Regions from separate parts of the Homo sapiens genome. Here region 1 is linked to region 2. A link is a loop called in an ENCODE intact Hi-C map of the cell type or tissue named here. Cell type or tissue: mammary epithelial cell. All regions are shown on one strand. Links, peaks and the distances in the headings refer to the core of each region. The heading gives the core; the rest is flanking DNA.

Region 1 (12,552 bases), core at 2,744-10,743, 210 kb before region 2:
TTCATTTTCATCTTGTTTTCTGTCTTTCCCTGATTTTCCTCATAGTCATTCTTTGAGGATTCATTTTTGGTGACATCCTCTGTACCATTAGGGGTCACAGATCTGACTGCAGCTTCTGTGGCTGGGGACAGCACCTCCCACAAGAGTCTTGCTGAGCTGCGGACTTTTGACAGGCAAAAGGCCGGAGAGGAAAGATGGATGAGGGATGGGAAGGAGCCCGCCCTCAGCTCTGTACCAGCCTCTGTGAGGACAAGTTCTAGTGCTATGCCCTCACTGGCTTCCTTGCTTCCAGTTTTAGTCCAGCCAGATGAATCTCTCTAAAGACTTGCCCTGATCACTTCTTACCATGCTCAAAGGTCTTCAATAGCTCCCCAGGACTCACATATATAATGTAAAATCATGGACTCAATGCCTGTGGAGTGTGTGAGCTGGGGCAGACCTAAGATGCCATGTAGTCCAAACTCCCTTATTTAACAATGAGGAAGGGGAGGCACAGAGAAGGAAGTCATATTTACTAGTGCCAGAACTTGTCTGAACTACTTAGTGAGATATTCAAAGCCCTCCATAATCCAGTCTCTTTCTTTCCCTTCCTTCCTTCCTTCCTTCCTTTCCTTCCTTCCTTCCTTCCTTCCTTCCTTCCTTCCTTCCTTCCTTCCTTCCTTCCTTCCTTCCTTTCTTTCTTTCTTTCTTTCTTTCTTTCTTTCTTTCTTTCTTTCTTTCTTTCTTTCTTTCTTTTTCTTTCCTTCTTTTTGAGATGGAGTTTCACTCTTGTTGCCCAGGATGGAGTGCAATGGCGTGATCTCAGCTCAATGCAACCTCTCCCTCCCGGGTTCAAGCGATTCTCCTGCCTCAGACTCCCAAGTAGCTGGGATTACAGGCATGTGCCACCATGCCCTGCTAATTTTGAATTTTTAATAGAGACTGGGTTTCTCCATGTTGGTCAGGCTGGTCTTGAACTCCTGACCTCAGGTGATCTGCCCTCCTCGGCCTCCCAAAGTGCTGGGATTACAGGCATGAGCCACCGCACCCGGCCCAGTTTCTTTCTTTTTTTATGGCATGTTGCCTGCTGTTCCTCTTTTGGAAAAACCAAGATAAATCACTCTTTCCTAAATCCACTCTGGACTTTTCTTTCACCTCATCCTGGTTCTTTCTCTTCTCCCCTCTTAAGTGTTCTCTTTCTCACCATTTTTTTCTCTTATTCAATTACTCATCTATTTTTACATGTTCGTGTTATTATTTGTTAATAAAATAGTTTTGGTTGTCTCATGTATTCCAGGCTCAGCAGTGGATTGGGGAAATTACACCTATTTGTCAACTCCATGCCCAAAGCATTCTTGAGTATGCCCATAGGTGTTTATTTTAATGTCCTTATGATAAGAACTGTGGACTCCTTATGCAATGCCTTGGGTGAAGATAGCTTTTGTGTCATGTGTTCATTTCTTATTGATCTCTGTTATGAGTACTATTTTTAGGAAACTCACTTCTTACTCTGGAGACATTTTTGAGGACATTGATCATTGTGCCTATCGGCATCCCTTTTGTAAAATCGATTTGAAACATTCCTTTGAAAACAAACTGTCATGAAGAATCTTACTTCATGAAGAAGGGATCGCTGTGTTTTTATTTATGAGTAGCCAAAATTTTGTAAATTATTGTGTTTTCTTTTTGGCTTCTCCTGCCAGCAAGCTTAGGATCAAATTATGACTTAAGTTTAATAACCACTGAGGACCCAAGAATCTTCATGCTTGCATTTCTACTTAACACCTTGTCTTAACTTCCTATTTTATTTCTCTTGACTTCAGTTATTATTACAGTTTTTGTTTTTCTTTGTGTCATTTATAGTACCTAAAATCTTTTGTGAATGGAGCAAAGATGTAAGTAAATGGCATGAAAGATATAAGTACATGGGTTTTTCTGCCCTTTAGGTTATAAGGTCCTTGAAGACAGGGATTATTGTACTCTTCTCTTTTTCTAGGCCCTAGAAAATGCTGAGGCACTTTTAGTAGGTGCATAGTAAAAGTTTATTGAACTAAATTGTTAGAAATAGACCTCTGATTTCCTAGATAGGCACAGCTGAACTCATATGCTTTCTCTTTTGCTTGTTTTTTGTAAGAAGGCCAAGGCAAGGTATGTTGTAGTGGAAAGAATTCAAACCCTGCCTCTTACTAATTATACAATCTCACATGAGTTATTTAGCTAATCCACTCCTCCTCTTTGTTTCCTTAGTTTGAAAATGGAGGTAAGAATACCCTTCCAGATTGCTATGACAATTGGTAAGTCCTGTAAATCTCAGCACATTCTCTGGCCCATAATAACAATCAGCACAGGTTAGGCACCCTGTTGCCTCCCTATTTCCTGATTTCACTGGAAACAGTACTTGGAAAAGGATAAGTAAGTGGATTGCTCTATGGCCACAAGTAAGTCAATTAACTGAGGTGTCATCTGTAAAATAAGTGTGGCTATTGACCTCATTCAGAGGGATATGAAATTAATTGATGATAATGCACATTGGGAATTTTTGCTGAGAAGTGCTTCAGAATGGCTCAGTCTTGTTACGTGCTCTATTTCATCCTTAATATTATTTATGAATATTTAGCCTTTTCTTGTTCTGGTGTGTTTTATGTCTGTGGTCTTAATTGCATTTATTTTTTAATTTAGTACCAACTTGTATCTTAATAAAAATGTAGGTGAAACTTTAAAACATAGTTTCTATCTTTCACACAAATTTGTTTTTATAAGGTGGATGATTTTACCTGATTCAATATGCTGCTAATACATGAAGATATTTGGAAAATCATTTTTGTTAATTTTATTTTATATCAAGTTCAAGCATTTTTTGAAGTATTTAACATTTACATTCTGCTTTTAACATTCATATTTTATATTTATCAGTAGTTTTCTAATGAAATTGTTTATTAGGAGATGTGCGGCTCATTTCAGATGATAAACATGAGTGTTTCAAGTATTTCTAGTAGAAAAGATATCAACTAAATGAAATACCTGTTTTCACTTTAATGTCAGGAAACCCTCTCTGTCTTCAGTATGAATCAGTGTCCTCTATTTCAGAGTCCAAGGGTTGCTTTTCTGAGAGGGAGGGAACCTGAATCCTAGCTGGGTCACCTTCTAGCTGTGTGGCCCCGGGAAAGTCATGTCACTGTGCCAAGCCTCTCACTGATCTGTCAAACCCGAGGGAGCCAGTCTCGATGATCTTTAAGTTCTTTTCCTATCACAGTATTCAGTCCTGGGAGATGGAACTGCTAAAGGCAGGCTCTGCATTTAGGACCACAGGGAAACCGAGAGAGAGAATTTCGGGAACTCCCAGTACAGGCCATTATCTTTTAGAGTATATTAGTTTTAATCTTTCTCCTGAAAACTTTAAGATCTCTCTCTTTTTAACTGCAGGTTGCTTTATCCTTGTCATATATTAGATACTGAATAAATGTCTCTGTTGAAAGTCCATATGTTTAGTGGAATAAGTCCACTGGGCCAAGAGTATCTATGAAACCCCATTATTGAGGAAATGGGAAAGGCACATTTCCTGAGACCTTAAATGAATAAAGTTATATTTATTTTTTATTAGTTTTAGATTTCATAGCAATGGGTATAGACATAGAGTAATACTTTATCTATTGCCTGTGTGTATATATGGAATATGTACTTCTGGGAGGAATCTATACCAGAATTTGATTTAAGCAATCTGAAACTACAAGCATCTATGTCAGCTGCTGAAGACACATTGCGACACAATGCATTTTTCAGGACTCTAATGTGATACGAACACAGAGCTGGAAGTCAGTTCACTTCTGGCACTCATGGGACAAATGACCAAGGGCACCACATTTCCATTCTGAAAAATTCCATCAGTGACAGGGTTGCCCAGACAGGGTGCAGATCACACGAGTTTGGTGGTGTATTTCCTATAGCTCTTATTTGATTCCTCCTTTTCCTTTGGCAGGGTGAATTTTACACAGAAATTTTTCTATAAAACTCTTTTTTTTAAATTAAGTGATTGTTTTGAGTTTTCCTTCAAATCTAGGAAGTCATTCATGGTAGAGTTTGGTTCCTTTTTTTTTTTTTAAATTTGAGAGAGTCTCATTCTGTTGCCCAGGCTGGAGTGCAGTGGCACGATCCCTGCTCACTGCAACCTCTGCCTCCCGGATTCAAACAATTCTCCTGCCTCAGTCTCCCGGGTAGCTGGGATTACAGGTGCATGCCACCATGTCCGTTTAATTTTTGTAGTTTTAATAGAGACAGGGTTTCACCACGTTGGCCAGGCTGGTCTCAAACTCCTGACCTCAAGTGATCAGCCCACCTCGGCCTCCCAAAGTGCTGGGATTACAGGTGTGAGCCACCACACCCAGCCTCTTATTTATTTCTTATTACAGTTGCTTATGTTGGGTTTAAGGTGATTTGCTCAAGTCTCCAAAGTTAAGAGCAGCAGATTGGCTGATCACAGAGAAAGGAAGCATGTGAGAATTTTGCATGCTTATGTGATAGCTTATTTATCATGGAATCCTTAGGCATGCTTCACTCAGGATATTTTGTGTAAAGTGAATCAAAAATGTCCACAGAGCCCTTCAAGATACTGATATTCAAAGTCTTAGACCACAATGAGATAGGAGTTTGTCCAGAATGTGAATCAGGGCATTGCTTCCTTCATTACAAAAGTCTTACTCTCAGGAAAAGTTAGCCTAATGTCACACAATCAGCCAAACTAAACCTTTGGATGTCTGGCCTCTTAGCTCCACTGCTGAAAGCTGGAGGAGAAATGGCAGCCCAGTGTTGTTACAGCTTAGGCAGGTTACTGAGCCTTTCTGAGCTCGGCCCCTGAGAAGGAAGGCACTGGTAGGGTGGAGAGGGAAAATGTGGGCCCAGAGCTCAGTGGGTGAGAGGAGCAACCGAGATGTCAGCAGAGGTGGTGCAGGGTAATGGCTCCCTAAGATAGAAGCTTCAAGACAGCTGGGGCTCTAGCACGAGGGAGAGGGAGTAAAGGATCAGAAATCAGGTGTGTAAGCCCTGAAGTACCAGGGGATGAGGGATAGAGATGGCGTCCAATTGAGAGGCTTGGGCATCCTTGGTGCATTGCCGAGGTTTTATTTAAATCAGGGAGGTAAAGGGATGTTTAAGGAGAGTTGAGGAAATAAGGAGCTTGTGGAGTCACAGGCAGTGAGCTCAGAGTACACCGTGGAGGGGTGTCCAGGGGAGCTGAAGGGGCATAAGCGATCCACATTGGGAGGATAGTGTCTGGATAACTAGAGACTTCCTGTGGTGTTGTAGGGAAATGGAAAATGGGCAAGTTGGGATGAGTTTTGATGCCTTCTTAAAGGAGAATGGGAAGACGTTCTTAGCTCAATGACAGGAAAGCTTCAGATTAGATGTTCTTCCCACTGCTGCCATCCCAGAGAATAGAGCTATTTTATCACCTACAGGCTTAGAAGAGTTGACCTCAATTAACTCAAATAACATAGTCAAGTAGTACTTGTCTGTGGTTATCATTATTAAACATATTTTTTCACAGATATTTATAAATCACCAATTGTATGCACAGCACTGTGAGGCCCTGTCAGGAATACAAATACAAAATTCCTGTGCCCCTAAGTAGCTCAGTCTTAAAAAAGAGAAATTTGGCCAGGCACGGTGGCTCACACCTGTAATCCCAGCACTTTGGGAGGCCAAGGTGGGTGGATCACGAGGTCAGGAGTTTAAGATCAGCCTGGCCAATATGGTGAAACCCCATCTCTACTAAAAATACAAAAACATTAGCCAGGTGTGGTGGCACACACCTGTAGTCTCAGCTACTCAGGAGGCTGAGGCAGAAGAATTGCTTGAACCTGGGAGGCGGAGGTTGCAGTGAGCCGAGATTGTTCCACTGCACTCCAGCCTGGGCGACAGAGCGAGACTCTGTCTCAAAAAAAAAAAGAGAGAGAGAGAGAGAGAGAGAAATTTATTCCATTTAGAGAGAATACATTGGCAAAAGGACACTGCTCAGATTATCGGTGCCCCAAAACATAACAAAGCAGATAAATGCAAATATAGTAGCCCATTTCCTAAAGAAAAGATGCAGCTCTCCTGCTTTCAAGGTCAACGTGGAAAAACTGCTTTAATCAATTTTAGTTTTGGAAATAATGAAATTGTGGCTTTGGCCTTAAAAACTTATTTTCCACCAAATTTTTCTCCTGCTTGGACTGCGAAAAGAAAGAAGGTATGTAATAAAATGCAAAAAAAAAAAAAACAAAAAAAACCAACGTTAAATACTTGCCTTGCTCTGGTTAGAGTGAGAAGTAAATCAAGTGGGAATTTAATTCCCAATGAACATGTGACAACCAGGGAGTTAAATATTAGATTTAAATAGGGCAGCTAATTATCTGCAAGAATTACATTTGTGTCTTTATATGGGCACTCTCCCTAATGAACACATTTCTCTCCTCTTAAATTCAGTCGTTGTCACTGGAGCATGAGAAATTAATATACGTTCTTATATTCATCAATATTGTTGCTCATAAAAAGACCTTTTGATTTTTATCACCCTGAGTTCCCAGAGGCTCACAAAAGCATTCATAGCTCTGAACCACATGAATTATCGGGGGGAAAGAAAAATCCCATTAAATCAAAATCTTAATTACCACTTGCATTTTCTATAAAGTTGTGTCCAAAAAGAAACCAAGCAGGCTGTCCATCAACATAGAATGGATAAATACATGGTGGTACAGTCCTTCCACAGAATATTATACAGTGGTATAAGGGAAATAATTCATACTACACACACAATACAGCCCAATCTCAAGGACACCGTTGAGAGAGAGATTCAAGATCTGCAAGAATTCGTACTGTATAACTCCATTTAATGTAGGTTCAGAAACAGGTGAAGCTGAACAAGCTCTGGGAGATAAGTAGGAATGTAGGTACAATCAGGAAAGAACACACTGGTGCTTCAAAGTTACTGGTGATATTCTATTTCTTAAATGGGATGGTGGGTTCATAGGTATCCATTTTATTATTATTATTTACTGCAGTTTAAATTAAACTGCAGATATATGGTTTATATTTTCGTATAATGCAGTTCACAATCAATTAAAAAAACATTTTAAAAAATGTTATCAAGTTACACCGCAGTACTAAATCTCTACTTTGAGTTGCACGAGGCATCAGGAGATATTTAGGGCTCGGTCTTAACCTTGGGAGCTTACAGATGTGATATAATTGTGGGATACATCAGAATACGAACAAGCTATGACAGAATGTGAGTTCACAGGAAGAGGTCTTTGGTGGTCAAAGTGGTCCTGGAAAGCTCTATGAGAGAGTAAGAATTTGAACGGGGCTTTGAAGGATGAACTAAGCAGAGAGGAAGCCTGGCAATTGTTTTTACTTTTTTCTCTATTTCTCTTATAAATTAAGTCTCTGCTCATGTTTAGTACAGTTTACAATTGAAAAGAGACTTTGTGAAGTAGAAGAAAACACATGAACTCTGGAATCAGACAGACTCGGGTTCAAATCCCAATTCCATTCCCAGACTGTAAATCTTGGAAATTCCTGCAGACTGTTTTCCTACTTGTAAAATGCAGAGAGGATTATGTCATGGGATTGTGAGACTGAAATGAGAGAATATAGTTGGCCACACATTCCAAGCTCTAGAGGGCATCACAATCTCTTTTTAATGCACTACCATTCAGCAACAAGGAGTTCAGAAAATAATACCAGCCAAGACCCAGCGGAACTCCCGTGCTAAGGGACTCAACATTTAACGTGCTGAGTGAGGAGGCACAGCTCACATGTACTTCTGTCCTCTGCAGGGTCTCCTTGTGGGCCTGTCCTCCATGACCTCTGTCCTTTGGTGTGCTCCCTCTCTGGTTTCCACCTTGCAGCCAATGAGCTTCTGAGGACCCTTAACTGCCTCCTGCCTTGTGCACCAAGAGGGTGTATGGATGAATGACTTGAGCCGTCGCTGCTCCAGACTGTAGGGAGGAACATTCTCTTGTCCTGGGATTCATCTGCTTTTGTCTCTTCTTGGCCTTGGAGAGCCAAGACTGAGCCATGATTTTAAAACACGGCTAAGGAAGCTAGTCCTTAATGCAGACGTCTAGATGTTTCTGATCCAAACAAAGGAAGTCAGTGAGGCCCAACCATGTTTTAGCCCACCCCACTAGAAGGCTAAAACTGAGGTGAGGCCAAAACCTTAATTAACAATGCAAAGATCTTGCATTTTCCTTTTGTATCCTCTGACTCTGTCTCCCTTAGGAATCTGAGATGGCTTAACCAATAATTCAGGATTGCTAGCTATCTCTCTGCTTTGCCCTGCTGGACACACTGCTAACAAATATATGCAAAGCATCTGGCTTATAAGAAGCCTGCCATTAATGTGAATTTCTCATTTCTCCCCTTTTTTACTCTATAAAGTTTATCAAGGATATTTTGCAGTCAGCAACTAGGTATCTACTTTAGTTTTATCAGAAACAATAACTGAGTTCTGGAGAAAAAGGTGATGAAACCTCCGCCCAGCCATTTGGGGTGGACTGTGAAGATGGACACCCAGCTTCTTCGGTTCACTGTGCACAGAGGAGAGACTCTTGGGCCTGGAAGCTCAGGTACAGGCCACCAACTCTTCACCCGCTGCCTTCACCTCCACATGCTTCAATTCCAATTTCCATTCTGTCTTTGTTTTGCAGTTGTTCAGCACATCAAGCGACATAACATTGTTCTGAAAAGGGAGCTAGGCGAAGGAGCCTTTGGAAAAGTGTTCCTAGCTGAATGCTATAACCTCTGTCCTGAGCAGGACAAGATCTTGGTGGCAGTGAAGGTAAGAGAACATTCCAGAATGTCTCATTAACCATGATCACACTTACGTGTGGAAATTTAACTCTATTTTATTATATTTTGGTGGCCAATGCAGGAGTAAATTGTTCCTGCTATGATGGATGTATTCAAATTCCTTTAAACTAAATGGACAGTGGAAAGGACATTTGGGGCACATCCAACTGTCAGAGGTTCTTCTCAGTGGCCACTGACAAGTCTGCAGGCTGTGAAGAGCTCTGAGCTACTCTTCCAAGTCCATGCTAACTGAATTTTGGATGGAAGTCAGTGGGGCCAAACAGAATTCGACCAGCTGAGTCCTTCCTGAAGACTCACATGTGTCTCCTCAAATTGTTAGGTGCTTGTTCCAAGCTCAGCTGAAGCTTGTGTCAGGTTTATGGTTCTGGAAGGAAGGATTGTGGACTTCACTTCCCCTCTCAGCCTCTGTGCCACTCAATTCTCTACCCTGACCCTCCCAGATGCGTACAAATCTCCAGGGTTTTATATAGCACAGGCATGATTTCATCCAGGGCTGGATGGCATCTCCTGTGGAATTCACCACCCAAGGAGACATAGTGGTTTTACTAAAATGAAGACTGAAAGTCCTCCATCATAGTCACGTCCTCATAAACTCAAAAAGGAGTCCTGGTCTTCAATTAGATAATCATTATGATTGAAGGGGATACAATTTCCACTGAGCTCTCTAAAACACAAGAATTAACAAAAATAGCACAAAAGGCTTCAGGTATTTTACATATATTTTTCAAAAAATTTTTAACTCACCAAAATAATGGGTAATATATATTTAAAACACTTAAAAGGGGCATATATTTATAAAATGAATTAAGCTCCAAATGAATATGGACATGGCTAATGTAATAAAATGTAAGTTCTTGACATAATATAAGATTATTGAGTTTTTTGCTGTTTTATTTCTGCCAAACAGGAAACATTTTTACAAATGGCATTTATTTACTAGTCATAACCAGGACAACTTTTCATTTTAGAAAATCAGGAGTCTATTCCATTACTGTTATACTTAACATTAAAATGTTTCAGTACATACATAATGGGCACAACTGAGAAATAAAATTATTCTTGGAGTCATCCAGCAGACTAAATGGTTTTTATTAAAGTTTATCCAAATAGAAAATCTGTACATTTGCTTTGTCACCAAAAGAAACTAACCAAGGTGGCATGATACTCCTAAACTCTCAGAGAAGACTCCTAAACTCTGCACTTTGGGGTGAATAAAGAACAGGCCTTCCTAGGAATGATAAATGTAAACATTTTTCAAATAAACATCATCTCCCCAAGATGGACAAATGGAGGGGGAGAGAGAGAGAGGAGAGAGGAGAGGAAGGAGATCCTAGAGAGATGTGAGGGTGAATGGGGTAGAAGGTGGCAAAGTGAGAATCTTGTAGTCATTATGGAGATGTTTAATTCTTGCTTTTGCTATTACTTCCTCTTTTACTTACTCAAAAAGTTTTGTTTGTCATTGTTTAGCACAAAATGTTCAGAACATTTGGCAGTGTTAAATCTGCAGTCTCTGTTTTCTTCTTACTGTATCTTTTTTTTCCCCCTTTTGGTTAAATGAGACCAAAAGGTAGCTCTATTTTTGTAAATTCATAGTTTGATCACATGTTAGAGCTGGAAGAATCTTTGGGAACATCTAATCCTAGGCTAGCCATGTATTATAGACAAGGAATCTTAAGACTCTGGATTTGTGTTCTGGGTGCATATTTTGTACTGCCACCCAGGAAGCTAAGTCAGACCTTCAGACTCTGCAGGTGTCACAAGATGGACTCTTTGAATGTAAAGAAATCCTGGGAGACTAGGGAATCCTAGATGAGAGTGTAGAAATAGCTAAGAAACCTCAGGCAGATATAGAGATAGAGCCAACAGATTTCTCAGTGGGTATGGCCTTTCATCTTAGTACCACTTCTTGCCCTGTGCCTACTTCTCTGTACTTCTTGCAATACCTTTAAGGAGAGTGTGTTGCGTAGCTGAATCCAGGGCACCCTCAGCTTATGTGTTATATTTCCTTCCAAACATATGCTCAAATAGGACTTCAGGGCTTGGACAACTAACAGTGAAGAGTCAGCTGGTGACAGTGATGTTTAGCCTAGTAGCTGGGTTGGCATTAAAAGACATCTTATGCCATTCCAGTTTCCTGCCCACGGCATGCTTCTGTTTGGGCATATGTCCCATTATCACTGTCAGTGAGGCCCCTCTCTAGTTTATATCCCAATCACATTCCTAGTTCCACCTCTGAACCAGACCTAGGGCCTAGTCTTCACATACATCCTGGCTTTGCCAAGTAAGTATTTGCAAAGTAATGACCTATGATGAGTGCTTCTTTAATCAACACTGCTTAAAAAAAAGGAAAAACAAGATTTAATTCTTTGTTAAATCCCAACTCTTCTCTTTGCTAGTTTCATTCTTGTTGAAATTCAAATGAAACTATCATCTGTCATCTCAAATAAGGAGGACAAAGTGCCTGCAGACTAAAAATTCATTCTAACTTCATGGTCACAAACTTAAGAAGTCTCATGTCAGTGACCTTACATGTGAATTTTTTTTTTTTAAATGAGAGGTTTTGCTTATGTTTGCTAGAGTAATTTCAAGCTTCAGAGAGGATGTTTATTTCAACTCTCTGGGATTCAGAGGCTGCAGCCACGTAAGGGACTAGCTGGACCTTCCACAGGCTCCAGGCTGAATTGGATCAGAATAACCCATGGACCTTTCACAGAGCTGTCACTCGCCAGCCTGACCTGCTCATTTTTAGGGCTTTAGGCCTATTGAAAGTGTATTCAAAGACTATCCAAAGGAGCCTGGGAAGAAAATGTCTATAGTTCAGCCCTGACCACAATGAAGGGATTTTTTAAAGGAATGAAACCAACTGAATGCAGCTGCCAGGGATTGCACAGCTTCTCACCTCTATGGAGTGACTGCCGGGCTTGCTCCTCTTCCATTGGAGACACCCAGGGATGTTTGACAGCCTTTCTGCTGTTGCTTAGCAACCCCTGCTGCATTGATTATGCATGCTAAGAAATAGCAGCTATTGTCCTTTTTCCTTCTCTAGAAGGAGCTGACTCTGGTGTGAAATCTAAGGCTTTACGTTCAGATTGACAGATGTCAGATTCCTGTAAATTCTGGTGTTGATGATTTAAGAGCTTGAGGGATCCATAGGAAGAGATTTAGGGTGGAAGTGATCCTAAGGCATGTGCACAACACTTGAGGGCACACAGAGCTGAGCATGCCTCTCCCATCAGAGTATTTGCTTGTTTGGATCCAACCAGATTGTCCCTTTCCTGATATCTTTGGATGACCTTTGTTTTTTTAGTGAAATTGATCTATCAACCATTTTTTTTTCCCTTTGCACTGAGTTATAATCAAAGAACCCATAGAGAGGAGGAGAAGCAGAGAAACCAGTCTTTGATCAAACTGAGTTACTTTACCTTTAAGTAAGTCAATTGCCAAGGAAACGCTTCATCGCAGTTTCCCTGCATTAACTGTGGATGCATTAGCTATTTTTGGCTCCATCCAACCTGTATTTCCAAAGCTGCAATTCCTATAACATTTCCTTGTACTATGAATCCACATTGATTTTTGCTTTTTAAATATATCCACAAGTGTGCATCGTGGGATTCATGGTCTCTCCTCCCCTCCCCACTAACTCAGGTGTATTTCTAGAAACATAAAATGCTGAATAGGAGAGAGACCTTAGAAATCATATATATAACCCAAGCCTCATGTTTTATG
Region 2 (12,552 bases), core at 2,295-10,294:
GTGGATTGAGTCAGAGTCACATAAAAGAAAATTTGAGCTCTGTACCGCTTGCTTGTGATTTATTTATTTCTATCATGCAGTTGCCAGTGCTATTAAAATAATGTCAAAGACATAAAGATGAATTTAATAAGCTATTGATGGTGGATCTGACAGTGGGTTAGTGCCTAAAGTAGTGAAATGTCAGGGTAAAGTGCATTATGTGCTGACTTGCATCGTTAAAGTGACTCCAGGCAAACCGAGAAGCAGCCGTTAGACTTCCTTCAGATGCACTAAACGGCTGCTCTTCCGCTAAAAGCTCCCCAGCTCTTATCCTGGGATAATGGATCAGAACTGAAACATCTATGTCTAAGAGAGAACAAGGGAGTGCCCCAACAGGTCTAAACTAGATCAAACACATTACCATCAATGTGCACACATCCTTAACAAAGCCAAGCTAATTATTAAAATGTGAAATATGGCTCAAAATGCAAACCAAGCAGAAATTCTATAAAGGACAAAACCAAGCCCCACATTTACTTAATTCCTAAGTCTTCAAGTGAAATGGTCTTTTCATTTCATTATCAGGCTTTGTTCAATGCAGTCAATATCTAATTATGTTTTTAAAAGTTAAGTTTGGGATCTAAATTACCTATAAATACAGGGATATTCTTAGGGATTTCTTTGAGATATAGTCCCATTATTTCTCATTCACTTGCCTTGAGCTATGAGAAAAACAAATTGAAGCTTTAAGAGTTGTCTCAAAACACAACTTCTTCTAAACTGTCTTTGGTCCATGAGTTTTGAGAGTTCTCACAGTGGGTTTGATGTGCTAGCTGTCTGTATTCATAAAACTAAATGAGTAATTGGCAAGTCTCTGTTTTGCTTTGTGCTGTGGGTACAGGAGAAGAGAAATGAAAGGGGCAATGGGGGAGAGGGTAGAAGGGAAAGAAGAAAATAGAAAGGGAGTAAGAGAGAAAAAGGTGGTGATAATTGAGTAGAAAAGTGAAAGAAGAAAGAAAAGCAAAAAAAAAAAAACAGAAAAAAAGGCAAAAAGATCAATTTCAACAGGTCTTGAAACATAACCATTTCAAGAGGAGATAAGGAATCTGAGTGTTCCATAATTTCTTGTCCCATTAACCAAACCCACCAATTACTCAATTTCTACCTCATTTTGACTATGAGGCCGAAACAAATGAAATGCATTCAGTTCTGAATTTAAAACCTAAATCCTGAATTTTGGATTTATGGAACCAAAAATGACCTGTAGCTAGACTACATATTTCCAAAGTTGGCTGTTGTTCCGTGGCATGTCAAGGGTGCCCATGAAGATACAAAACTTTTCACTGTTTGTTTCACTATACTTGAAGGGAGCTTGAAACGAAAGCAATGTTGTTAAAACTTTTGAATTAGGTAAATGTTCTGCACTTAGCAATGTACAGTTGATTCTCATTATTCGTGGTAATTATGTTCTGTAAAGTTGCCTCAAACACAAAATTAGCTAATACTGAACTATTGTTTCTAGGAGGAAGAGTTAAGTTCTTGCAAGCCTGTAGTCACAACATTTTCATCAACTGAAGTACACATAAGCTTGTTTTATGTTTCTATTTAAACACCTTATTGTGTGTGTGTGTGTGTGTGTGTGTGATTCATTAACATTTAACTCACAGCCAACAGTAATATAACTCATGTCTGAATGAAGCTCATATCGTACACATACTTTCTCTATAAGGCATATCATATTCTACTTGCACTTAGGAACACTGGAAAACACTGCAATACTATGTTTGAGGACCAGTTTAAACTATGAAAGCACCAATAAAAAGCATAAAATATGTGACAAACTACAAAAAGAACACTTGTTTACAGCATGAGAACTGAAACAAGAAGGCAGTGTGTCATTTTGTTTGACCTCAGCTAGGAACATGTGCATTGGGGTGACTCAAATTTTTTGCCACTCTGCATGTCTTCAAATAACTATAAAATCACCCGCCAGGCATGGTGGCTCATGCCTGTAATCCCAGCACTTTGGGAGGCTGAGGCAGGCAGATGACCTGAGGTCAGGAAATCGAGACCAGCCTGGCCAATGTGGTGAAAGCCCGTCTCTACTAAAAACACAAAAATTAGCTGGGCATGGTGGCGGGTGCCTGTAACCCCAGCCAATAGAGAGGCTGAGGCAGGAGAATCGCTTGAATCCAGGAGACGGAGGTTGCAGTGAGCTGAGATCGTGTGCCATTGCACTCCAGCATGGGCAACAAGAGCGAAACTCCATCTCAAAAAAAAAAGAAAAAAAAAAAAAACAGCACCAGGAATATCCATTTTGGAGCTATAAGTTAATTTTTGGTGAGTAGGTGAATTAGCAAAAATGGAATCCACAAATAAGCAGGAAACACTGTATTTGGTTTTCCATTCAATTTTGCCATAATCTTTCAACTTTTAATCTGCCTTGGCACTTTGACTTTCTGTAAGTCTACTTGTTCTTGAGTTTCTTTGACTGTATAGGAGGAAGATTATTCCTGTTCCTTCTACATGTCTAGAACTCTATTTGAGTTCTTGGCTTCTTTTTCTCTTTTTTTTGCAGGAGTTGGGGCAGGGATGGAGTTTCCCTCTTGCACTCGTGTCGCCCAGGCTGGAGTGCAGTGGCGTGATCACAGTTCACTGCAACCTCCACCTTCCATGTTCAAGAGATTCTCCTGCGTCAGCCTCCCAAGTAACAGGGATTACAGGTGTGCACCATCAAGCCCAGCTAATTTTTGTATTTTTAGTAGAGACAGGGTTTCACCATGTTGGCCAGGCTGGTCTCGAACCCCTGACCTCAGGTGATCTACTCGCCTCAGCCTCCCAAAGTGCTGAGATTACAGGCGTGAGCCACCGCAACCAGCTGACTTCTTTTTCTTAAGTAAAACAAAATAAAGTAAAATAAAAATAGAGGATACTGAATCATTAAAAATTTAGAAAAAATGTAAAGCAACAAAACTTGAAAGACAGCCAAACTGGAAACTGAATTAGTGTTGAATCCCTTCATAAACTTTATCTCACTTACTCATGTCAACCTTTGTACTGAGTATTTTATAAGTGCAACAAGAGGTTAAGAGATGTATCCATGGTCAGATAGTTAAGTCATAGGACCAAGACTTCAAATGAAACTTTTAGATTATAAATTCCATCCACCTTCTATAAATAGAATTAAAAGAGAAGACACAATCATTCATGAAGCTTTGATTAAAATGTGCAAAATGAAAATGTTTTTTATATTTCTTTATAAAGCCCACACCAGATAGCCCCCACAATAGTTGAGTATAAAATATTAACCTTACAGGGATATGTTAAGGCCATTCTCACAAGGGGGAAATATAAACAGTCATTGAGAGAAATGGAAGGCAATGCTTTTAGGGAAAAGTGCACTAGTTGTAACTTTGGTTGTAAAAGGGAATACCCTGGCTTGTCAAGAACGACTTAGGAAAAGGCTCCTGAAATCACTGTAAACTATATTCTCAAGTTGTCAGGCCCCAAAAGTGGGGTGTTAAAAGGTAAGTGAGGCACACTGGAAACTGAGTCCTCTGACTACAGTGGACAGCTGAGAAGCTCCAGTGTATCTTGCCCAGTAGAAAGTTGGGCTAAGTTTGCTACATTTGATTTTCCAAGAGAATTTGGAAATTCTCTTTTGTACGTGAAATTTCCATGGCAGAGACAGTAGATGCTCACTTCAAGTCCATGAGCTCCCTGTATTTCCCAGCCTCCTTCCACTGCAGTCAGGTGTGGGGCCCTGTGACCATTCTATCCAATAGTTAATGGCCTGTGAGCAGAAGTGAATGAGATATAAATCACCAAGGCCTTTACAAGTCTTCTTCCTCCCTCCTTTCTCTCCCCCAATCTGTCTCTCTCTCTCTCTCTAGGAGTATGAGTTGGTATACCTCAGGCTCCTATTATCCTTCATCAGTTCTCTCCAGGATGTCCCAGCTGCCTTTGGACTTGAAGTATAACACTTCTTTACATTCTGAAAGTCAAATTGGCCATCAAGGCATGTGGCAAAGACCAAGAGTTGTGTCCCAATATCCATTCTTGCCTTCTATGCTTCTTTGGTACTAGACTTCAGACATTCACATGAATGTTCAGAGTAAAGGCTAATTTTCAAGCTACCCTTATTGCTATGCGTGGCCCTATGACTAAGTGTTGGTCAATTGGATGTGAGTGGAAGTTGTGTCTGCCATTTTAGGGGTGTGCCCTGTCTTGCCCTGTTTTTCTTTGTCTCTCCCACTGGAAACAGATGTCATAAAGAGCAACATTGGACCACATGGATGAGAAGAGAACTGTAGTGCCTACTTAACAATGTGGAGCTGCTACGTTAGTCTTGAACTGTTTTGGCTCAGATTCAGAAAAAATAAACTTTTAATTTGTGTAAGCTACTCTTGGATCCTAATGCAGTCACACTGTATCCTAGATAATCCAGGCACTTAGATGCTATGGCTACTGCTTTAACTCCTATCAAAACCCTTGGAAAATAGAGCTAAACAGGTTTGGGAAGTGGCATGACATATCCATGAAGTCTGTGCACTTTGAAGTAAGATAGAACTGACCCTGAATTTTACTTGGCCACTTCCTAGCTGTGTCTCCATGGCCAAGGTAATTAAAATATCTGAGCTAGGTTTCCTTTGCTTAAAAATTGAGTAAGTAATACATCATAGGATTGTTGTAAAGGTTAAATGAGCTGGTGTATACACAGTTCCTGGCATCTAATAAATATTAAACAAATGCTTGTTGCTATTGCTCAGGAGTCAGACACACTAAGGAAGTTGGAAGACAGGAGGAGAGGGTAGGAATGGCTTCATCTGCTCACCTTGCTTCTGCAACCAGAGGGACTTGCAAACACTCTTCTCTCAGTTTCTGTAGCTCGTGGATAGAAGATGTCATCCCATGGCTGACAGACATCTGGATTTTCTGTGCTGTGCTTATTCATTGAACTTAATCATGACCTCACTTTCTATGCCTGAGTGAGTAGAGGCTCCTTCTCCCTCCTTGGGTACAGTTGTTGATGGATTGAAAAGCACTCACTGAGAAAAGATATACTGTGACCCCTCCCAAGCCCGAGTCAATGTGAAAAGGGCTAAAACTGTGCCAAGTGCCAGAGTCCACTGGAAATTTCTGAATCCAGCTGCACACCCAGATGTGCATGTTGACAGGATGCCAAGCCATTCCAAAGTCTTGAGCAATGCGCAGTTCCAGGGCCCAGTGAGCTGGTGCCAAGGCTTTGACTGCCACTCCAGGAAGCCAGCAGCGGGGCAAGTGGGGGAAAGAATGCTCATTGAAAGAAGAAATTATTTTATGTATGGTTTCCCTGCTGACCAATGACATCTCTACCTTGCTAGTGTCCCACCTGTCCTCCAAAGTGGCTGACCCCACTGGAGATTGTTGCAGGCTGCAGCCATCTTGATGATGAGAATTGGCATCATCTGGGAGGAACACTCACTTCGTAACACTTCCCTTGAAAGCCATACTGTGTAAAACTAACTGCAGAGATGCAAACTTTCTTGTTGGAAGCATTGGCCTATGAAGGTAATAGAGAGCCATAGGGAGAAAAACAAATTGGTGGAGGAAAAAGTGACCTATACTGCCATCTGTCTGTCTGGAAGAGCATAGGTGACTCAATCCATTTCACATTTACCTCTCTTCAGCATTCAGCTAAGGTAAAGAAAAAATGGAGGGAAATAACTTGGATCAAATGTCTGTCAGCCCCACCCCTCAGCTTCCCAATTATTTCATCCCTCCTCCAGCCCAAACACATCTTTCTCTCACATCCTGATAGAGGCATTTCCATCTGTTTGCAAAACCTCACATTCCTGCCATAGCAAGTTGGAACTCAGAATATTGATACCCATTCTCTCTCCACTACTGTGTTCAAAACTGTCACCATCACAGGGGACATCAGGCCTTGGTGAACTTGTCTTGTAATCCAGCTTCCAAGCACAACATTGTTTCAATGGGAAGGGAACTCATTCTGGGTCCAAACAAAAAGCTGGTTGGTGACCTTAACGAATACAACCACGACATGTTTAAGACTGTCTGCACACGAAAATCAGCAAACATCAAAGATAGCATTGCACAATACGGAGTGTGGCACATCCAGAAAATTCAGGGGGAATGAAATTGCAAATGTAAGGGATAGAGTCAAAGACTGCATTTTAAGTTTATTTCCACCCAAACTGGTTCTTCCTCTGCCATGGAATAAGGAACAACTCAGCAAAGGGAGAGAAAGAAAGCAAAGCAATGAGGAGTTTCAGCCGCCTATTCTTTCAGGGGAAAGCTGGCGTGTGCTTTTCCCAAACTCAGCTATAGGCAGAAAACCAGAAGTGAGGCCGCTTCATCAGGAAAAAGAGATGCAGACAGCCCAAGTTACACAAATCCCTGAGCCTTGTCTGCACAAGGGTGTTTCATTTCATGTGGCTGCTCAGTATGTAAAGGATGAAAGTCTCATTTTAAGTAAATAGTGACATGGACTGTGGTGTTGATTAACAATCAACCATGTCTCAAGTCCAGCTCTCTCCAACGAAAAGCACCAAGAAAATACAATCTTCGGAAGAAAGGACTTGACAGAAACCACAGGCATGAAGTTGCATGGCCAGTTCCTGTTTGGGAAAAGCAACAGCACATTTGGTCTCTGAATTCCCTGCATTTGGCCGGCCATGTGGTCTCCAAAGTGGCTGTTTTTCTGAAGTCTCCATTGCGCATGGACCGACACACTCAGGCTTGCCTTCTTTCTGATGCCTTTTTGAGTGATGGCAAGAGCTATGTGAGTTCTCAGGGTGAGCTCTTTGTGTACAGGTTTGGTGTAAATAAGCATTCAGTTGAGCAAAGGTAGTTCTTACCAAGCCCTTGGCCATCACAAGACCACCTGTGCTGGAGCAGGCTGGGGCTGAGGAAAGGTTGGGAGTGAGTCTCCAGCTTCCCAAGAAGGAGTGACGTGGTCCCTGCCGAGAAGGAGTCATTTTGTTCATTCCCAGTCTCTTTCCTCCAAATTTTCAACCTAATTCCCACCTACGAGAGCAGTATTTTGGATACATGGAGCTCTCAGAGTGCCTCATTCCTGCAGTTTCCAAAGGCCCTTCTCAGTCCTCCTGTTTTCCATAAATGTAAGATGTGTTTCCAGGATCACCAGCTGCCTACTAGCAGGAAAGACCAAGGTGATCAATAAAGCACAGCAAGACCTTCCTTTTAAGCCACCCCAGCATGTTGCATTTCTAGAGCAAAGGAAGGAATGGGACTGAAGGCATAGCTTTGTTTGTAGGCTTTCATGTGCACCAGAATATACATTAAGGGACATGCCACACAATGTGTCTGTTTTTAAAGTGTTCATTCTATGCCGGACACAGTGGCTCACACCTGTAATCCGAGCACTTTGGGAGGCCGAGGCTGGTGGATCACTCCGAGGCCAGGAGTTTGAGACCAGTTTGGCCAACGTGGTGAAACCCCATCTCTACTAAAAATACAAAAAAATTAGCCTGGTGGCAGGTGCCTGTAATCCCAGCTACTCGGGAGGCTAAGGCATGAGCCTCTCATTTGAACCTGGGAGGCAGAGGTTGCAGTGAGCTGAGATCATGCCACTGCACTTCAGCCTGGGCAACAGAGCAAGACTGTCTCAAAAATAAAATAAAATAAAATGTTCACTCTAAAACGATTTGATTAACACACTGTTGACAACTGAGTTATCTGCTATGAACAATAGAAAAAAATGAGTTAAAGAAAGACCATTGTCTTGAACTACTGCTCTCAGAATGGTGGTCTCAAATTGTACAGAGCTCAACCTGCAAACACTGGAGCTCTCATCCCCTGGGGGGCTCTTAAATGGCCTGGAGGGTTTCCATAAGTGGGCCTACAGTTCAATAAGCAGGCCTAAAGTTCAAAGCCAATTTTCAGAATAAAGAAACATTCTCCCCAGGCTCCGGACACCTTGCAAATAGGAAAGTGGACCTCTGATGGTGATTCATAAGCATTTCAATCTCATTCTCTAAGTCTTGTGACTGGCCATTCCATAACTCCAAATGCCTTTGGCTTTGAAATTTCCTCCCAGGGTGCCTGCCTGGCATGTAGAAACTTCATTTAGCATAGCGCAGGTGGTCTTGTGCTGGCCCAGGGCTTGGTAAAAACTCCCTTTGCTCACCGGAATGTTTACCTACACCAAACCTGTACACAAAGAGCTCACCCTGAGAATTCACACAGCTCTTTCCATCACTCAAAAAGAGCATCAGAAGAGCAAGAGAAGATGGCAATCACCTGAGGTCGTGAGTTCGAGACCAGCCTGACCAACATGGTGAAACCCCATCCCTAATAAAAATACAAAAAAACAGCTGGGCATGGTGGCACATGCCTGTAATCTCAGCTACATGGGAGGCTGAGGTAGGAGAATCGCTTGAACCCAGGAGGCAGAGGTTGGGGTGAGCTGAGATTGCACCATTGTACTCTAGCCTGGACAACAAGAGTGAAACTCCATCTCAAAAAAAAAAAAAAAAAAAATTTGAGGTAGGCTATGTTCAGAATCTCAAAAATATTTTCTTAGAAAATAAAAATAGTTGCTCTAAATTATTTCTCTTATGTTTTATGTTTTTTCTTTTTTTATCTGTCTTAAATTTTTTAATGAAGGAAATAATGTTAATAAGCAAAATACATTTATTTGAGAATATTGGAAAAATACCTAAATGAACAAACAGGTGAGAAAAACTGTAAGCTACCTATGCAAAGGAAGCCACAATTTACCTTTTGCATCTTTTTTTCCAGTCTTTTTGTTATACATGTTTTGTGTAATTGAAACCATACTGTTTTATTTTATTTATTTATTTTAGATTCTGCTTTTTACACTTAGTAATGTGTAAAAAGGTCAGTGTGGCTGGAGCAGAGATAACATAAGCATTTCTCTGTGATATTAAAAAATTGTTGCATGTTAGAGAGCACAGATGACTCCCAGACAGAATGAAGGGATAGATTTAAAAGGAATTTAATGACCTTCATATTTGGAACTACAGGGATTGCCGTAGAAACCTTAAGGTGAACCCACGGACAGGTCTAGCTACAATCACAGGGACTGAAGAAAGGGATAGAGTCAAGATACCACTTCTCAGAAAGAGAGGCATTCAGTATGAGTTGAGAGAAACACATTGGAGGTCATAAAGCTGGAACTTTACAACAGCTTCCAGAAAGCAGAAGACTTAAAACTACCCAATACAAGTTCAACCTTGTTATTTTATAGACAAGAAGAAACTGGATCCATAATGATAAAGTGACTCATGGTAAGCCCCATCGAGTGGAAGTTTGTGAGAGACTCAAAATGTTCTGACATTGGATCCAACATTATTTGGTCTGCATCTTCCTGCCTTTTCTTCCACTTGCCTTCTCCCACACTCCACGTTGGTGTACAAGTGGGAATCAACATGTGTTATAACCATCTCACAGGGAGATGAGCTCAGATGGTTAATGGATGTGAAAACTCTTTGACAATGGGAAAACGACAAAAAACTAAAGCTTTATTGCTGCTGCTGCTGCTGCTAGTTTCCTACCTACTGAGGATAAAGATGAATGCAGCCACCTTTGACTCATTTAATGTATTCATTCAATAAACATTACTGAGTGTGCCAGGCACTGGGTGTAGGCATTAGGTATACAACAGGGAACAAACAGATAAAACACTTATGGAGTTTATAGTCTAGGTAAGACACCAAAGATGAACAATAAATTAAGTTACAGCCTATGATAGTTGAAGATAAGTGATAAGGAGGAATAAGTAGGCAGAGATAAGTTATGCAATGTTCTGGAAGGATGTTAGATAAGGCCGCTAGGGAAGGAAGCCGTGTGTATATATGGGAAAGAGCATCTAGGGACAGAGAATAGCAGGGGCCAATGCCTTGAAACGGGAGTGTGTCTGTGCTTTTGAGGACCAGGGAAGAGGTCAGTGTGGCTGGAGCAGAGATGACATAAACAAAGGCATGATAGGGGCCCAGATCATGTAGAGTTGTGGAGATGAATTTACTGAGGGAAGATAGTAGATGGTTCTGAACAGAGGAGTGATGTGGTCTGACTTCAACTTTAAAGAGGGTCTCTCTGGCCATATAAAGAATAGACTCAAGGGAAGTGAGAGGGTGGGCAGGAGAAGGTTAATTCAGCAGGCCTGGTTTGCTCAAACCCTGCACACTCAAAAAAAAAAAAAAAAAGAAAAGAAAGAAAAGAAAAAAAATGCCTGAGGGTGGTCTTAACTCCCTAAGCTGCTCACACCCCTCTTCCCCTACCCACCCACCCACACACAGTGAGGGCCAGGAGAGAAGCTAGGAAGCAGATGCACTCATCCAGGTGGCAGAGCAGGGTGGCATCTGCCATGATTTTGTCCCATCAGTGTCCTGGGATTTCTGTTGACTCTTTTGAAACTCCTTGGCAAGGGAAAGATACCTTTCATGAATGTCAATTGATGAAATCCAGAATCTCTTTATTAAACGGCTAATTCTGGTCTGATCTGTCAGAGAATCATTTCTGCTTTTTCCCCAGTGAAGAAGTTCTTGAGAAACTTGGTATCTCTAAGATGCTAAGCAAAAAGACCAAGGTTTCTTGTTTCTCTGTTGGTGTGAGCCAGCAGGTCTGCATCAGGCAATGGATGCAAGTGTCATTGGAAGTGCCTGGGAACAAGGAGAAACCCATAGCATTCAGATTTGTCTGTGATCTCCACCTCCACAACATGGCCACTAGTAACCTCATCATTATTTCAAATGGGCGGACAACCCACTGGCCTTGTAACCCTCCCAAGGATGGATTTTGACTTGACTTTCCTACAAGTCTCCCAAGTGTAGGAAACTTGGGAGAGCAGGAGAAAAATAGATCAACTTCTACTTGAGTGGGGAAATTATTCCATTTATATATTCTAGATCATTTTATTTTTATTTTTATTTATTTATTTATTTATTTTTTGAGACAAAGTCTTGTTCTGTCACCCTTGACTGGAGTGCAGTGGAGCGATCTCGGCTCACTGCAACATCTGCCTCCCAGGTTCAAGAGATTCTCCTCCCTTAGCCTCCTGAGTAGCTGGGATTACAGGCACCCACCACCATGCCCGGCTAATTATTGTATTTTTAGTAGGGACAGGGTTTCACCATGTTGGTCAGGCTGGTCTCGAACTCCTGACCTCATGATCTGCCCTCCTCGGCCTCCCAAAGTGCTGGGATTATAGGCGTGAGCCACCGTGCCCTGCCCCATTTTCTTTATTATAATTTTCACCTGGAATAGTCACAACAATGGGGGTATATTAATGAATTGTACTGATGGGTGCTTGGGATAAAATGCAATGAGTGTTTGTAGATGAAGTGCAAGCCTATATGAAGTGCCTGTTCCATAGCAAGATTTGGGGAGGAGAGCATAATGTGCTTCACACAGCTGCGAAGCTTTGGAGAACCTAAGGGCTTTTATAAACAGGAGAGTAAACTTTTTCTGTAAGGAGTTCAGTGTGTGTTTGGAAAAAGGAAGGCAGGGGCAGACCCTATCAGGAGCCATTAGCTTCTTAAGTTCTTCAGCTGCTGGGATTACGATCTCTGCCTATCCAAAAAGCAAGAGAAAAGCACAGACTGAGAACTCAGCCAGACATTGGATCAAATCCCAACCCCATCTCTTATCAGGAGAGTTACCCTGGGCAAGTTACTTAGCATCTTGGGGTATTTCAGCCTTCCATTCTCCTTTCATTAAATGTGGATTATGTTACCCGTCTCCAGGCATTGGTGTATGAGATTTAAATAATAACGTTTGGCACTCAGCCTACAGTAGGCACCTAATGAATGCTCACTTTCCACTTCTAGGTATTCCACGGACTAATCAACCATAACAATATTATCAGTATAATTGGGAGGAGAAAAGAAAACAGGAGACTTTCCTTGGTCAGTGAGAAGGTACAGCTTTCAACTCTTCTTTTGCTTGCAGAGCCTGCTGAAGTATCATAGAATCTCCTGCCTAGGGAAACCACAATTTCATAATCTTTGCTCATGCTTTTTGCCCCATAGTTGATTTTCAATGGTCTGCCACGTGGAGGTTTATGGCCAGCACTCTGATTGGTCAGGGCCATGCTGTATTGGTGGTTTATTATTATTTTAACATGCCCCCTGTTTTGTGCCAACAAAATATGGATAGCTGGAAGGTGTAGAATATTCTTTGCTTTTCTGAACAACTCAATGAGTTTTCGGCTAGCAGAGGTATCTGTAAACTAATGTGAACTAGGAAGTTAAGAGCTTGACTGACATATGAAGAATTTATGTTTTAAAGACAGAAAGCAGAGAGGAAAAGAAGCTATCCAGAGAGGATGAGGCCCCAAAAGATTGTGACAAGATGGGGACAATATGGCCACTGATAAGTTACCTCTGGTGAGTGATGGCTCATGGAATCTCCAGAAAGTGATGTCTAATATCCATGGTGAAATTTGTATCTGTACAGAGCTATGCAATAGCTCCTTTTATTTCAAACTTTCTGCAAAAGTGTTAGTAGCCCTCTGAGGGAAGAAAGGTTTTGGAGTGGTTGCAATGTAGGCTGAAGGAAGCCTACATGATAAAACCTAAAGCCATG

Evidence for each region. A loop is a pair of places that touch in the nucleus more often than their neighbours do. Peaks named below come from ENCODE experiments on the same cell type or tissue, not always from the same donor. Only the 100,000 strongest peaks of a DNase experiment are listed, where the experiment ranks them.
Region 1: a loop joins it to region 2, with 13 times the contacts of the local background. A loop is called at or near these places in 4 of 110 quality-filtered maps.

What each region holds. Positions count from the first base shown.
Region 1 is chr9:84,925,499-84,938,050 of GRCh38, forward strand. It overlaps NTRK2 (neurotrophic receptor tyrosine kinase 2), which reads left to right. Exons shown (of 19, transcript NM_006180.6): 15 at 8,664-8,794. Among named protein-coding and RNA genes, the nearest start is that of NTRK2, 260 kb to the left of the region's middle. In mammary epithelial cell, for the core only: a CTCF peak has its summit at 7,614; no DNase peak of the experiment used is centred there.
Region 2 is chr9:85,137,632-85,150,183 of GRCh38, forward strand. LOC107987088 (a long non-coding RNA gene) reads right to left here and starts at 5,004. Exons shown (of 4, transcript XR_001746809.1): 1 at 4,814-5,004. In mammary epithelial cell, for the core only: a CTCF peak has its summit at 5,594; no DNase peak of the experiment used is centred there.